Linked DNA regions of Homo sapiens: region 1 is linked to region 2. A link is an interaction called in ENCODE POLR2A ChIA-PET data of the cell type or tissue named here. Cell type or tissue: IMR-90. All regions are shown on one strand. Links, peaks and the distances in the headings refer to the core of each region. The heading gives the core; the rest is flanking DNA. Region 1 overlaps C12orf75 (chromosome 12 open reading frame 75). Region 2 overlaps APPL2 (adaptor protein, phosphotyrosine interacting with PH domain and leucine zipper 2).

Evidence for each region. Peaks named below come from ENCODE experiments on the same cell type or tissue, not always from the same donor. Only the 100,000 strongest peaks of a DNase experiment are listed, where the experiment ranks them.
Region 1: POLR2A ChIA-PET joins it to region 2 with 11 read pairs; 2 of 35 experiments call an interaction of 5 or more read pairs at or near these places.

Annotation. Positions count from the first base shown.
Region 1 is chr12:105,333,679-105,336,178 of GRCh38, reverse strand. The region is part of intron 1 of C12orf75 (chromosome 12 open reading frame 75); the gene reads right to left. Among named protein-coding and RNA genes, the nearest start is that of C12orf75, 4.2 kb to the right of the region's middle. In IMR-90, for the core only: no CTCF peak of the experiment used is centred there; DNase peaks (open chromatin) are centred at 1,368 and 1,978; H3K4me3 peaks cover 399 bases; H3K27ac peaks cover 845 bases.
Region 2 is chr12:105,172,635-105,180,090 of GRCh38, reverse strand. It overlaps APPL2 (adaptor protein, phosphotyrosine interacting with PH domain and leucine zipper 2), which reads left to right. Exons shown (of 21, transcript NM_018171.5): 18 at 2,829-2,865; 19 at 3,075-3,215; 20 at 4,009-4,056; 21 at 5,643-6,791. The coding sequence ends at 5,777. Among named protein-coding and RNA genes, the nearest start is that of APPL2, 60 kb to the left of the region's middle. In IMR-90, for the core only: no CTCF peak of the experiment used is centred there; no DNase peak of the experiment used is centred there.

The sequences.
Region 1 (2,500 bases), core at 1-2,500, 160 kb before region 2:
GGCTAGACTTCTTACTAACCTGAAATGCGCCAAGCCCATTTCTGTCTCTAGGACTTCCTACAGCACTAAAAATGACCTGCCTTCCATTTTCTGCTATCCAAATCTTACCTATTCTTCAAAGCCAAATAAAGTTCCACTTCCTCCACGCTATTCTTCAAACCCAAATCAAGTTCCACTTCCTCCATGCAGGCTTCCCTGACTTCCTGAGGTTCTATTTTCTTCACTCAATTGCTACATCAGTACAGTGTGCCCACACCAACTTAGGACTTCATTTTGAATCTTTTTTGTTTCCCAAATATACTCATTCATTCAACAAATATATTTCAAGAACCAAAAAATCCATTTAAAATGTGGAAACTGGTCTAGAGGCTGAGGATATGGCTGTAAACAAAATGTATAGGCTTTCATGAGGCCTCCATTTGTGGGAGGGGAAAGGAGACAAGAAATAAACATAGTATCAGCTCTCCAGCAAAAAAGTGTTTCACACAGAGAGAAAACAAGAGTGAGTTCCATTAAAAATGTGGAAACTAGTCTAGAGGCTGAGGATACAGCCGTAAACAAAATGTATAGGCTTTCATGAGGCCTCCATTTGGGGGAGGGGAAAGGAGACAAGAAATAAACATAGTATCAGCTCTCCAGCAAAAAAGTGTTTCCCACAGAGAGAAAACAAGAATGAGTTCAGCATGTTTAAAGAATAGAAAGAAGGATGGTACATACTTGTGGGGAAAGGGGAGTAGTGCAAGATAAAAATGATATCAACAAAATTTTGTATTATTTTTACATTATTTCCCCCACAAATCTTGCACTATTGCTAAACAGAGCTGTATCATTTCAATACTACCAAACCATTTACAGATGTAATTAAGCCTGGACCAATATAGCTACCTCAAAAGAATGCAATTATCTAGCTAATTGAGGACAAGGACATAACTAATCTAAAATATTGGGCCCAAAAGGATTGTATTAACTCCCTGGGATACACTGATAAAATAGGGTAAATAATTATCAAGCTCCTCCCCCTCGGACTATTGTTACATAAACAGCAGAAAACTATTATGGAAACATTCTGACAGTAAGTTGCCTGCAAAGTTAAGATCAGTTACCAATTACATATCTCTGGCAGAAAAAATTCAACTAACCAATTTAACCAAATATCATGAGCTGAATATTTCTGAGATAACTCCTGCTGCAAATAATTTCTACAGCCTTAGCCTGCATTAAAATAGACTACTGTAGATATGGGGAACTATCCAAACTTTTAAGGGATTTTCTGGTTTACATAAAAAGGAATTTCTGATTTACATTACAAAGACTTGCTTCATAGTCTATATGAATGTGACTATATAAAAGGGAATGACCAACCTGCTGACATCATTAACTCAGAATGCAAGGTTGGTCATTTCTCTGCCTAGTCCGGAGACATGCTCGGGGGAAAAACAAGTGAGTAAAGAATCTGACTGCAGAGAAAGAGTGAGAGTGAGCGAGAGTGCAAAAGCTCCCTGCCTTATAACAAATGTGACACTTTAAAATGAACTATTCAATCCCGATGTTTCTCCATAATTTGGGGTCTAGACTCCAGACCATGCAGAAAAAATATGCTGCATCCTTTATATAGTTGCAGGTTGGGAAAAATCAAATTCCTACCTTGAGAGAGTGATGATATCAAAATGTGAAAGTGGAGAGCTTTTGTGTACTCAAAATGCCTCTCACATTTCCATCTAGACCCCCAGCTCAACTCCTCCAGGAGGACTTCTCTGATTTAACTGTGTCATTCAATATCTCCTGGAAACTTGAAGGTCCAGATTATATTCTATTATCCACTGCTTTGCAGTGATTCTCAATTGCTTAATCTTCCTACCTAGACTATCAATTTCTCAAGAGCAACAAAGTTTGACTTCATTCTACAAACATCCATTGCTGGCTGCCCCCAGCGTTGCCCTAGAAGTTCCCAGCAGAGGAGGTCCCACATAGGGGTGGACGATGTGTAAGCTTACAGTTATTAATAGAAACATACTCCAGGGGCAAGTCTACCCAGAATTATCAAGGGGCTGATCCATCTCACTACTCCTTATGGCCACTTGACCCTTTTACTCCATACCAGTTTCTCCATGCATCAGGCATACGGAATCCACTTAACTCAAGTACACTACTGCATATCAATCTGTCATGTTAACCAAGTCCACCAGACAAAAGCCAAGAGAGGCAGCCATCCTGCTATCTCAGGGAAAGGGGAAACAATTATCCAGTTTACCTGAGTAACTCAAAAAGTAAAACAGGGCTCAGAATGGAGATTTCAGATTTAGGGGTATTGTAATAATATGTTAATGCATCAAAAAATATTTGCCATGTTCTTATAGAAAAATATTCAAGGAAAACCACTTTGCCTTCAAAATGGTGATAATAATATTATTATATAGTAATAATTACAGTTTACAGTGTGCTTTCATGTTATTTTTGAGTTTCACATGAGCCTTATGAAACAAGATACACCGAATTATTC
Region 2 (7,456 bases), core at 2,103-4,602:
CCCTAGAAGAAAACCTAGGCAATACCATTCAGGACAGAGGCATGGGCAAAGAGTTCATGATGAAAACACCAGAAGCAATGGCAACAAAAGCCAAAATTGACAAATGGGGTCTAATTAAACTAAAGAGCTTCTGCACAGCAAAAGAAACTATCATCAGAGTGAACAGGCAACCTACAGAATGGGAGAAAATTTTTTCAATCTATCCATCTGACAGAGGGCTAATATCCAGAATCTACAAAGAACTTAAACACATTTACAAGAATAAAACAACCCCGTCAAAAAGTGGGTGAAGGATATGAACAGACATTTTTCAAAAGAAGACATGCGGCTGACAAACGTGAAAAAAAGCTCATCATCACTGGTCGTTAGAGAAATGCAAATCAAAACCACAATGAGATACCATCTCACACCAGTTAGAATGGCGATCATTAAAAAGTCAGGAAACAACAGATGCTGGAGAGGATGTGGAGAAATAGGAACGCTTTTATACTGCTGGGAATGTAAATTAGTTCAACTATTGTGGAAGACAGTGTGGCGATTCCTCAAGGATCTAGAACCAGAAATAACCATTTGACCCAGCAATCCCATTACTGGGTACATACCCAAAGGACTATAATCATTTTCTATAAAAACACATGCACACTATGTGTATTGCACCACTATTCACAATAGCTAAGACTTGGAACCAACCCAAATGCCCATCAATGATAGACTGGATAAAGAAAATGTGGCACATATACACCAAGGAATACTATGCAGCCATAAAAAAGAATGACTTCATGTCCTTTGCAGGGACATGGATGAAGCTGGAAACCATCATTCTCAGCAAACTAACACAGGAACAGAAAACCAAACACCGCATGTTCTCACTCATAAGTGGGAGCTGAACAATGAGAACATATAGGCACAGGAAGGGGAACATCACACACTGGGGCCTGTTGGTGGGTGGGTGTCAAGGGGAGGGATAGCATTAGGAGAAATACCTAATGTAGATAACGGGTTGATGGGCGCAGCAAACCACCACAGCAACATGTATACCTATGTAACAAACCTGCACGTTCTGCACATGTATCTCAGAACTTAAAGTATAATAATAAAAAAAGAGAAATCTAGGTTACCTGATTTAAACAGCAAACTTCTGAAAGTGACCCACAAAATATGCATGTGTTAAGTTTTCACTTATAAGGGAATTTTACAAAATACCTATGAAAGTTATTCCAACTTGAGGAAAACTGTTTATGATCTATATTCAAAAAATTAAATTCATGCCCATTAATAGGGACGTAAAAGTAACTTTTCTTAAGCTTTGTCTACTTAAATTCCCATACACACTTCTCATTAACTGTCATAACCACCTCTTGGAAGTGGGGGTTCTTACCACAGTTTTACAGATGAACCAGTTGTAAGAAGTCCGGGTGACTTGCACAAGATCAGGTGAGTAGCCAGGGTAGAACTCAATCTCGAGTTCTCTGATTATAAGTCTTACGGTTTAATAAGTGTAACTGCACGTATTTCCAACTGTAGCCTTTTGTTGGGGGCATGGGGGTGTAACAGTTTTACTGAGATATAATTCACATACAATTTAAATGTACAATTCAGTGGTTTCTAGTATATTCAGAGTTGTACAACCATCATCACAATCAATTTTACAACATTTTCATCACCTCAGAAAGAATACCCATTAGCCCCTGGCAACCCACCCAGCCCTAGGAAGCCACTAACCACTAAAATTGCCATCTCTATAGATCTGGACATTTAACATATAAATGGAATCATAACCATTTTTTCCACAAACTATATTTTTGCTTTCACCTATAAAATGTATAGTAATAATTTACATAATAGCATGTTAATTATTCCAACACGAGTACAATACAGTAGAAATTTATAACCACTTATCTAAGATAGCAATAAATTCTCTCATATAGTTTATTTTCTAGGATATGTCAACCTGATTATTAGATGATGCTTAAAATACTGTTGAAGAAATATATTCTGAAGGCCTGGCGCGGTGGTTCATGCCTGTAATCCCAGCACTTTGGGAGACTGAAGCAGGCAGATCCCCTGAGGTCAGGAGTTCGACACCAGCCTGGTCAACATGGTGAAACCCCACTTCTACTAAAAATACAAAAATTAGCCAGGCATTTTGGCTGACACCTGTAATCCCAGCTACTCAGGAGGCTGAGGCAGGAGAATCGCTTGAACCCGGGAGGTGGAGGTTGCAGTGAGCCAAGACTGGGCTGCTGCACTCCAGCCTGTGTGACAGCAAGACTCTTCTCAGAATAAATAAATAGTAAATAATTAAAACAAGGAAATATATTTTGGAATACTTTCTTAAACATTATTCCTCTTTTACCCAAATTGATAAGAGTTTTGTCAAAATCCCTTCACTATTTTGTCACCGCTACCTCATCTTTTTCAATAATGTTAAATTTAGACTAAGTTGATCTTGCACTTCAGGGACATTAAAGTTGCCAATGGATGTTTGTTGAGAGGGAGGCTGTACAGAATATAATCCATCCATATTATATAGCAGATCTGTTGAGGATTATAATGCTGTCTGTTTGGGTAAGTTGCAGAATCCTGTGAAGTTAAATCTTCTACTTGCTATATAATCTTCCATTATAGGTACCCTGAGCTTTAGCTACACAGGTTCCTTAAAGGCAGAAAGCAGGACACGTGGTCACACACAGCTATCTCGCCTCACCCTCTAACAGGCTTTATCTCTATTTCGGGGAATTTGTATTTATTCTGGACTTCTACAAACTCTTCTAGGAATATTAAATTTATCCAACATTTGTGACATAATGTATCTTTTAAAATTTCAGGTTGATAGATCCACAGACTCAAGTATCAAGGGCCAATGTAAGTACCGCATACAGGTTCATGTTAGTGATTACTCCTTAATTCACCTTTGTATCTACCTTAAACACAGCCTAGGCACTTTATTAATAAAGATCTGCCACTAATAGGACTAATAGGATACTTTTTCTCATGACTTTTCCAGAGAGTAGCCTTGTCAGTTTTTAATTCTAGTAGTTGTATGATCTGTTGCCTTTTTTTCCACCCCCCAGTTTGAACTTACCAGTGTCACACAATTTGCTGCTCATCAAGAAAACAAGAGACTGGTTGGTTTTGTCATCCGTGTTCCTGAATCCACTGGAGAAGAATCTCTGAGTACATACATTTTTGAAAGCAACTCAGAAGGCGAAAAGGTCTCTTTTTCATGTGAAGATCCCATAATATCCCAGTCCAAACAAGTCCATTTTAAAAGAGTTTTCTGGCATTACTTCCTTGGATATTTAGTTGATTATTCTGCATGTCTCCATCCAGGAGTTCAGATAATACCTCCTAAGAAGGCCTCACTGAAAGAAAACTCGATTTAAATTTCTCTGTGGAAAATACCTATCAACCAGAATAGGGTGAATGAGGAAGAAATTTCATGGCAAGACATATTATTTAGTCGGGATATAAGGAAATGTTGAAAGCAGTTCCCCTCAAATTTGTTCTTTAAAAAAAATTAAGGCAAAAGCTACAATAGAGAATAATTTAGTCTCAGAGAGAAAACCAAGGAAGATATTAGAAAAGTTACACACAAGCTGTTGGTTTAGTATGAAAAACTTTTGACTCTATCTGCTACTTAGAATTTATCACAATTAACCAATCCTTTCAGTAAATTATCTGTTTGCCACTGTGTATATGGACATATCGTGGCTAAATACATTTAAGAGAGAGAAGAAAAATTCCTATTAAGAACTTTTAACACTGGAATTACCTGAGTTTCACTTACCTGGAATATTTTTTGTGTGGCATAAATTGGCAACAGAGGTCAGGACAGTTGGACGCAAATGCCCCGGGCCCTATGTGATGAGTCTCCTGCAGCCAGGTCCTGTGTTCCCAAGTGGGAACAGTGAGAACAGTGACCTCACTGTACTCCCAAATCACATTTGTTCTAAAATTTTATCCTTCTCTACTTTTGCCAATCACTACTTTTCTTGTCTTTTGCAGATATGTTATGCTATTAATTTGGGAAAAGAAATTATTGAGGTTCAGAAGGTAAGATGCATTCTAGCGCTGGTTTAGTAGCTACTCAAAACACATCTGTGTACACATACCAAGAGTCTTTTCAAAAAGAAAAGTGATGTTCACTGGAAAGTGTGGCCAAGTTTGGGATTTCCTTTTAAAAGTATTCTAACCACCAGAGGTTTTTGATCAGCTAGTTCCATGTTCACTGTTAACACATGAGGACTTCTTATCACTGCTGGAGCTCCTGCTTATCTGTTTTCTTGCTTGCATACTAGTTGGCTAGATTTCCTCTTTCAGATTAAGATGATAGATAAGTACCCACCGTGTGCTGCTCTAAGGCCTTGCTCCTCAGAGTATGATCACATGCCCCACAGCATTGACAGACGTCACCTGGGAGCTTTTAAGAAATGAGGATTCTGAGACCTCCCTGTCTTTCAGCAGCTTTTAATCTTTTGTTCATTCAGCAAATTTTTGAGAGCCTAGTTTGTGTAATTGAACAAGACAGATATAGTCCCTGCCCCCAGGGGGCTTCTAGTTCAGCAATGTACAGAACTTTCTGCAATAATGGAAATGATTTATATCTGCACAATTTAATATGCAGATTGAATATGGCAAGTGTGACTGAGGAACTGGATTTTTAAATTTAACTCAAATTTACATAGTAACATGTAGCCAGTGGCTACCATATTAGTGCAGTTCAGTCTTGGAGAGGTCAGAAAGACCAAGGACTAAGGCCACATACATGAAATAGTGGCAAGCACTGTAAGCTAGTATTTAATGGTATTGGTCAAAAGTTGGCAAACTTTTTCTATAAAGGGTCTTTATGTTTTTGGCTATCTCCCTTGCAACAGATTCAACTCTGCTATCATAAGACAAAAGCAGGCCAGGCATGGTGGCTTATGCCTGTAATCCCAGCACTTTGGGAGGCAGAGGCAGGAGGATCACCTGAGGTCAGGAGTTCAAGACCAGCCTGGCCAACATGGTGAAACCCCATCTCTACTAAAAATACAAAAATTAGCCGGGTGTGGTGGTGCACACCTGTAGTCCCAGCTACTCGGGAGACTGAGGCACAAGAATCGTTTGAACCGGGGAGGCGAAGGTTGCAGTGAGCTGAGATCATACCACTGCTCTCCAGCCTGGGCGATAGAGCGAGACTCTGTCTCCAACCGCCGCACCACCCCCCCCCCCACCAAAAAAAAGCAGCAGCAGCATGGACAGTATGTAAATAAATGGCCGCAGCTGTTTTCCAATAAAAATCAAATGGTTAGCCAAATGACCATAGTTTGCCAACTTCTGGTATAGATTAAACGTGAGAAAAGAAGGAGTTTAAAGATAGAGAAGACAAAAGTTCTGTGAAGGAAGTTCCTCTGTGGAATCTTTGGGAAGATGATACGAATTGACTACGTAAACAATATTTTGGCTCAGAGGAAAACAGTCTAGATTCTAGAAGTGACATGCCTGAGTTTGAGAAGCAAGGAGACTCAGCGGAAGGCACATATACACAAGAGTCAGGAGAAACAAGACTAGATTACAGAACATATTGAAAGCCAGGCCAAAGGGGTTTAAATGCATCTTAAGCCTTTTCTTTTTTCCCTTTTAAACTCTCCTAACTTCAGGATCCAGAAGCACTGGCTCAATTAATGCTGTCCATACCACTAACCAATGACGGAAAATATGTACTGTTAAACGATCAACCAGATGACGATGATGGAAATCCAAACGAACATAGAGGCGCAGAATCCGAAGCATAACTCACTTGCGCCTGTGGGGGAAGAGCAAACAGGAAGGAGAGCTACCTCCTAAGGGTTTTAACGTCTCTGACATACAGGCACACTGACCTGATTTCCGAAGGCTGACAATCGTTTGTGGAATGTAATCTTGATGCCTTGATACTGAGACTTGGGAGGGAAACTAAGAAATGGTTGACAGCGTTCCCACCCATCTACAATGTTATTTTAGGTGCTTTGTGGTAAGTCTTTTTTCTTAGATTGCGCTAAAATTTCTTAGATTGTTCAGCGCTCAGAACAAAAGTTTGAAAAATGCATTGTTCATATGAATGTCATCTCTTTTCAGTTTCCAGTATCCTTTTTAAAAAATGGCAAAAGCCTAGATTTACAATTTGATGAACACTAAATATTTCTTATTAATATAATCTATTTTTGTATTTTACTTAATGAGCTTTAAGTGCCTGTCGTTCTGAAAATTGTGTATTTATAATTCAGCTTATCTCATAATTGGACCTAATAGCATTTCTTTGTGCAGTTAGGTGATGAGCACTGCTTTGAGGCCCAAGCACTAGTAGAGATGCGCGATACAGGTCTAGTTTCGGTAACTGTTCCAGACATCAAGCAATAAAAAAATGAATACCACAAAAGATGTTTGATTTTACAGTGGAGCCTTACTGAACCAGCATTCAGAAGTTTAAGGTCCTCCTAGGTATGAGTATTTTTAGTAGTGGATCACTGTGGACAGGGTGCAGCTCTACCAGTTCCTGTTTCTTCTGAGCCAGACCCTCTTCAGGGAAGGGACCAATTAATTTTAAAACTCACTTGAAGCACAGCTGGTCATGGGGCTTGGTATAAAGTTCCTATTTCCACCCTGATACTTCCAATTCCTGGAACCCCAGCCCACTCCCCCATCCCTCCTCCCTATCAAACTAGTATAATGATTTTGAATCGGTACAGTGTGTTTAACTGTAACTAAGTTCAACAGACTATTATTATCTTTGTAATAAATTAACCTAGCAATAAAAAATATTCTGTTTCTTTCGTTAGATGTGGTTATTTTCTAGAACATCCCTGGAAGAAAACTAAAGTCAGCTCTATAGCTTTAACATTCAATTTCCCAAAAACTAGGGCATAATGAAATCACAGAAGAGGGGATATAGTATCAAAAAATACTTCCAGTCAACATGAGTAGAATATGTGATCCCATTGCTAAAAGTTTTAAAGGTGTTGCTTTTAAAATGGTGGATAAAACAACTTTTGTAATCCAAAATTAGGTTAATATAGGATCCATTTGAAATGTATACACCATAAAAGAAATAGTGAGCCAGTCTAAGCCAGTATGAGATTATGCACTGTAAAATTAATTCATTGTTCACTAATGCCTTACAAATTTGTATGACATAACTGCTTTAGATCAATTGGTTCTCTGACAGACTGCAAGAACCACAGTCCCCTGAACTTTTTTTTTCTTGCTTAGACTTTTTTGGGAGAGGGGTAGAATCTGAAGTCCTAAACAATTATTAGTTTGAAAAGTGAAACACTATACATTTCTTTATACATTTCAAATGGATCCTATGATGTTAACCTAATTTTGTATTACAAAAGTTATTTTATTAATCCACCATTTTAAAAGACTGCATGGCTTAAATAAGACACAAAGCATGCACATCATTAGGGAAACATAAAAAGACTGAAATTCAGTC